Linked DNA regions of Mus musculus: region 2 is linked to region 1. The links are chromatin loops, found by intact Hi-C in ENCODE. Cell type or tissue: gastrocnemius. All regions are shown on one strand. Each heading gives the region's core, and the rest is flanking DNA. Links, peaks and the distances in the headings are about the cores only.

The links. Peaks named below come from ENCODE experiments on the same cell type or tissue, not always from the same donor. Only the 100,000 strongest peaks of a DNase experiment are listed, where the experiment ranks them.
Region 2: it touches region 1 in a loop (2.5-fold over the local background); 1 of 42 quality-filtered maps calls a loop at or near these places.

Annotation. Positions count from the first base shown.
Region 1 is chr15:78,719,059-78,721,959 of GRCm38, reverse strand. No RefSeq gene overlaps it. Among named protein-coding and RNA genes, the nearest start is that of Elfn2, 1.7 kb to the right of the region's middle. In gastrocnemius, for the core only: a CTCF peak has its summit at 1,655 (motif pointing right); DNase peaks (open chromatin) are centred at 1,679 and 2,322; H3K4me3 peaks cover 35 bases.
Region 2 is chr15:78,776,860-78,779,760 of GRCm38, reverse strand. It overlaps Card10 (caspase recruitment domain family, member 10), which reads left to right. Exons shown (of 21, transcript NM_130859.2): 17 at 273-366; 18 at 1,405-1,563; 19 at 1,687-1,802; 20 at 2,184-2,296. Among named protein-coding and RNA genes, the nearest start is that of Mfng, 4.9 kb to the right of the region's middle. In gastrocnemius, for the core only: CTCF peaks have their summits at 334 (motif pointing right) and 1,112 (motif pointing right); DNase peaks (open chromatin) are centred at 1,132 and 1,569; H3K4me3 peaks cover 688 bases; H3K27ac peaks cover 863 bases.

The sequences.
Region 1 (2,901 bases), core at 173-2,672:
CTATCCCTTGAGTTTTTGATCTTAGCGGTTCTGACGGGTGTAAGATGGAATCTCGGAGTCGTTTTTATTTGAATTTCCCTGATGACTAAGGAGTTTGAACATTTCCTTTTTGCTTCTCTGGCATTTGAGATTCCTCTGCTGCGAATTCTCTGTTTAGCACTGTACCCCATTTTTAAATAGGGTTATTTGTGTTGTTGGTGTCTACCTTCTTGAGTTCTTTATAAATTTTGGATATTAGCTCTTTGTAGGGCTAGATGTAGGGTTGGTGAAGATCCTTTCCCAGTCTGCAGGCTGCCGTTTTGTCCTTTGCCTTACAGAAGCTTTTCAGTTTCATGAGGTCCCATGTATCAATTGTTGATCTGAGAGCCCGAGCCACTAGTGTTCTGTTCAGGAAGTTGTCTCCTGTACCAGTGAGTTCAAGGCTCTTCCCCACTTTCTTCTCTATTAGATTTACTGTGTCTGGTTTTATGTTGAGGTTCTTGATCCACTGGGACCTGTGTTTTGTTCAGGGTGATAGATAAGGATCTATTTGCAGTATTCTGCATGCAGACATCAGGTAGACCAGCACCATTTGTTGAAGACACTTTCTTTCTTTTCTTTTTTTTTTTTCTGTTGTATAGTCTTGCTATCTTTGTGGAAAAAAATCAAGTATCCAGAGGTGTGTGGATTTCTAATTAGCCTGTGTTCCCATACTGACACCATGCAGTTTTTATGACTACTGCTCTGTAGTCCAGCTGGAGGTCAGGGATGGTGCTACCTCCAGGAGTTCTTTTATTGTTCTCGGTTGTTTTTAGCTATCCTGGGTTTTTAGTTTTTCCACATGAAGTTGAGAATTTGCTCTGACAAGGTCTGTTAAGAAATGTGTTGGAATTGTTATGGAAATTGCATTGAATCTGTCAAGTCCCGGTGTTCACACTCATACCAAGCTCTTTCTCTGGGTCTTTTTGACCAGGAGGCTGCTATGTACCCAAGTTTTTTGCTAACACGGTAGCCACAAGCCATACGTGGCCACTTAAGTCTAAATCAATCAAAATAAAAAAGATAAGTGCACCCGGCAGTTGTAGAAGCCACGGTTTTAACCACACAATAGCCACAAGAGGTTAGTGACTCCTTAAATCATTTCCGCTGTGGTGGAAAGTTACATTGGACAGTGCTTGTGTAGAGAAGGCCCAATCAAGGAACCAGATGGTGTAGTCAACAATGACACCACCTCAGCCCCGGCCAATGTCATCATCTGTGTGGTGCAACAACGGAGCTCAGAGAGGGAAACTGGCAACAGCTTATCTCTACCCTGCAAGGGCCAGCCTTCAAAGCTGGAATGTGGGAACCATGGAAGCTCAAAACTACCGCTGAGTGAGTCTAGCCAGCTTTGCAGGCCCCAGGAGAAAAGAGAAGGCACCAGTAAGGAAGTGCGACCTTAACCATTTCTTACAGGCGGGAAACTGAGGCTGGGGGTGGGGGTGGGGCAAGGTGTGACTCTCACTCTGGCTGATGACCGGGACACTCATACAGATGAATCAGAGATGTTACTTTGCAATTCTATGCCTGGTGCTTCCCAGAGTCAGTGCTCAATGTCTTGGACCAGGGCTGGATTTAGTAGGCCTCTGCCAGCGCCCACCTCAGCACACGCGAGCCACAGGGAGTTTTCTGCAGTCGCGCATTTGATCCGCTAGAGGGCGCAGGGGCAGCCGTCTCTTCAACAGAAGCGAGCTTGGCGGAGGTGGGATCGGGAGATGGTGGGGTGGGGGATGGTAGGGGCGGGGGTGGGGTGTGTGCTACTGGAGCTGGACCCACCTCGGTGCCTAGCCTCGGTTAGGGAACCCTGAGTTCTTATGGTCCCTCTTCGGGGAAGGGGATTAGGTTAGTAGACAGAGGCAGCATAAGGTTTCATTGGGTCTGCAAAGAAGATCTGAAGGATGGGTAGGAAGAAATGCGCCTGCCACTCAAAAAGGTACAGGTCGGGAGGCTTAGAGGTGAGACACCCCACAGTCTCTCTAAATTGTGACATAACAGGTGGCCTGGGTCTCAGCGCTTATCTACCCTTCTGGTCCTATCCTGGGCTACTTTCCTGTCCTCGGATGACAAGAGCGAGGCGATTTTGTACAGCATTTCTTTCTGCTCTAGTGCTACCCAACTCCACGGGTCCCTCTGTACTAAGTACACCAGGATGCTTTCCGCCTCTGTGACTTTGCACATGTCGTTCCCGCAGTCTGGGATACCCTTCTCCACTTCCTTCAGCTGAGCAACTCCTACCCATCAGCTCCCATTCATCTGTCCAGACTCAGCCCAGGCCTGTTAGGAGTTCCAGCAGCCGGGCTGAGTCGCTGTGCACCACCTGAGGACAGGCTCTGGTGAATGCGGCCCGGAAAAGTGATTGCGAAGCACAAAGTCTGGCGGCGGCAGAGCTCAACTGTCTGGGTTGGCGGGTCACAACGGCTGGAGGAGACTCCTGACATCAGCCCAGACTCCCACCAGCTGCTTGTGTGCCCAGCTTCGGGTGCAGAGCCTCAACTACCGCTGCCTTGCAGGGAGACTCCCTTGCAGGTGGTGGTGGTGGTGGTGATGGTGGTGGTGTCTGTGTTTGAAGCGGAGCTTAAGCTGTGGCCAGGAAGGCCTTAGGAAGTTTCTCTTTGTGGCCACAGAGCCCAATATGCTCCCGGGGATGGGGTAAGGCAGCGAGGGGTAGCCAAATGCCTTGGTTTGGAGGCAGGGAGAATTGGGAGACTCCACGGACTCGGACTCGCTGTATAAACTTTGGGCAAGCACTCTGCTCACCCGCCTCAGCTGTCCCGCCTGCAAAATGGGAACGCAGCAGCTCCACCGCAGTGCTCTCCAGTGGTTACACGCGGAACACCGGGTCAGGGCGCAGGCGGAAAGGGGTGCTCGGGCATGGGAAGGGGG
Region 2 (2,901 bases), core at 161-2,660, 58 kb before region 1:
GTCCTAGGTTTTCCTACCCAAGGGCTTGCTGCTCGTTCATTGGTGGAGAGACTGTGCTGGAGTAGCCTGAGGGTGGGGATGTGGGATGAGGAGTGTGGGGATGGAACGATAACTTGGGGGGGTGTCGACGGGATAGGAGGGGGTGGGGACAGGGAGGAGGGTGGCTATGTGCGGAACTGTTGAATCTGGACGGCAGTGGCAGGATGCCCCCTCAGCATTCCCTCGTTGCTGGGATGGATTGTGACAACGATCTCCCTTCCTTGTCCACCTAGCTGAAGAAGCGAGCCCTAGGGTTGGTGAGGCCCAAGCCTGCAGGGGGCACTGCAGGAGACTCAGCAGAACAGCTCCCTGCAGAGCCCTGCTCAGGTAAGTCTGAGGACATAGGGGACATGCCCTCTGCTCAAGTGCCCAGTGTGCCTCTGGGTGGCCCCTGGCTTAGCAGTGGGAACAATCCAGAGCGACAAGGCTCCCTGATGGTGGGATGGATTGAAGAGAGCCCACTGGCAGGTGCTGGTGTGTGTGTTTGCAAGTGGCTCTGAGGAGCGTGGACAACCAGTAACATCCACCACACTGAGGAGAGCAAGGGGCTGGGGAGGAGCCAGATGAGAAAATGGTACTTCTGAAGGGCACCAGGGATGCGGAGGTGAGGGAAGGTTTGGGAAGAGAGGGAGAGGAGCCTACTCCTGATGGAGGTGAGGCTCATGCACGGTCACAGGAGCTCGGTGTGGGTGGTGACTTTGAAGGTGGGGAGAGCCTCTTTGAAGTCCAGGGCAATCAGCAACCCCTTGCTTAGGGGCGTCTTGTCTAGCAGATGAGACCATGAGTGTAGTTAGAGCCAGGTGCCCATGTGCAGGGAACCTAGGAAGGTGAGACTTGAGTTTGTGGTGGCTAGTGGAAGTTACCTGGGCTGACGGTGCATGGCTCTGAGCGGCAGGCAAAAGCCCTAACATTGCAGGCAGCTAAAGCAAGAGCAGGTCCGATGCTGAATTCACCCCAGGCTTTCAGACAGGGCCTTTGTTACCACTGGGAGGATGTGACCTTTGCCCTGGGATGTTGGGAAGTCAGCCCAGCATTGAAAGCAGGGAGTCAGTCACATGATCGTGTTGATGGCTGGGAGCCTAGGTGCTGACTGCAGAGTGGCCTGTAGGGGGCAGACCTGAGACAGGATCAGAAAGATGCCTTCTGCGAGAATACCAGGGCGAGGGAGAGGGAGAGGGAGAGGGAGAGGGAGAGGGAGAGGGAGAGGGAGAGGGAGAGGGAGAGGGAGAGGGAGAGGGAGAGGGAGAGGGAGAGGGAGAGGGTGAGGGAGAGGGAGAGGGAGTGTGTGTGTGTGTGTGGCAGAAGATGATGTTGACTTAAGTACGCTGGGGAACTCCTCACCTCTTCCATACTCCTTCTCTGCAGAGCTAGAACGAAGCCTAAAACCCTACAGCCTGGTGCGACCGCTGTTGGTGTCTGCCTTGAGGCCTGTGGTCCTCCTGCCTGAGTGCCTGGCGCCTCGCCTCATCCGTAACCTGCTGGATCTGCCAAGCTCCAGGCTGGATTTCCAAGTGTGCCCAGCAGGTGAGCCTGCCTGCCGCCTGGGTGGGTGGCTGTATTGGTATGGGCTGGAGGGGCAATGCATCTGGGTGGCAGTGGGCAGCCAGGCCTGTGGTCCTGAGTCATACACGTCCTTGTTCTCCACAGAGAGCCTCTCTGGGGAGGAACAGTGTACGTCCTCAGCTCCCGGAGCCCCCAAAGCCTGGCCGGCCACTGCTGGGCTAGGCAGCAGGATCCGTGCCATCCAGGAGTCTGTCGGGAAGGTAAGTGCCAGAGGGGGCAAGGCTGCCCTCTGGGACCCAGAACCAGCATCTGGGCCACCCCTTGGGCTGGGTTGAGATGATGACCTTGTGGGTTACTTGAGGAGTGGGCTGGTATCTCTTACCTGAACATTGTTATTCCTGAACTTCCATTGTTCTGTTTGTTGGCTGGGGCTGCAGGGGGGTGGCTGGTGGGGATGAGAGTAGAGTCGGAGGTCCGGAGAGACCTGACCGTCTCCCAGCACACACATGAGTCTGCGTCTCCAGTTTCCTTTGGTTCTTTGCTGATGAAGCAGGACTGTCCCCTGAGAGGTGTTGGCAGGGGTGGATGCAGCAGGGAAGGGTGGGCCCAGGAGTAAACTGTCTGTCTGTCTGTCTGAAAAGAAGCACTGCCTGTTGGAGCTGGGTGCACGGGGAGTGCGGGAGTTGGTGCACAGCGAGGTCTACCCCATTGTCATCCACGTGGAGGTGACTGAGAAGAATGTCCGTGAGATCAGGTGAGTGGTGGCCACGTGTGGGTGCCTTCTGTGGAATCCTCTGTCTCTGCACCTGCCACCACCTGTCCACCTGTCCATCTGTGTGCATGCTTGTATTGTTTATGTTTATTGTGGGTATTTATCTCTAGAGAGGGTTAGGTCTGTAACAGAGGGAGGTCCTGTGTATGTATATGTATGGATCATAGGCATTTGTACTATGTGTCTCATAGATATGCATGTATCATACATGTATCATGTGAATAATGTATATCATGTGTGTATGTATGTTCTGGATATGTATTGTGTGGGTGTATCATGTATGTATAATTCATTATAAGTGTATCTTGTTTGAGTATCATGCATAGTGTGAATCACATGTATAGCTTTCATGCCATATATATATCAGGCATGCCACAAATCATACATACTATGTATTATGTATGTATTATATGTCATATGTATATTGTGCTTTTGTTGTGTCATGCATGTTGTGGTTATATGCGTGTATGTGTATTGTATATCAGTATGTATTGGTATGTGCTATGTGTGTTGTCTGTCATGTATGTGTGTGCATATGTGTATCGTGCATGTATGATATATGTATGCATGTGCGTGCACATACACAG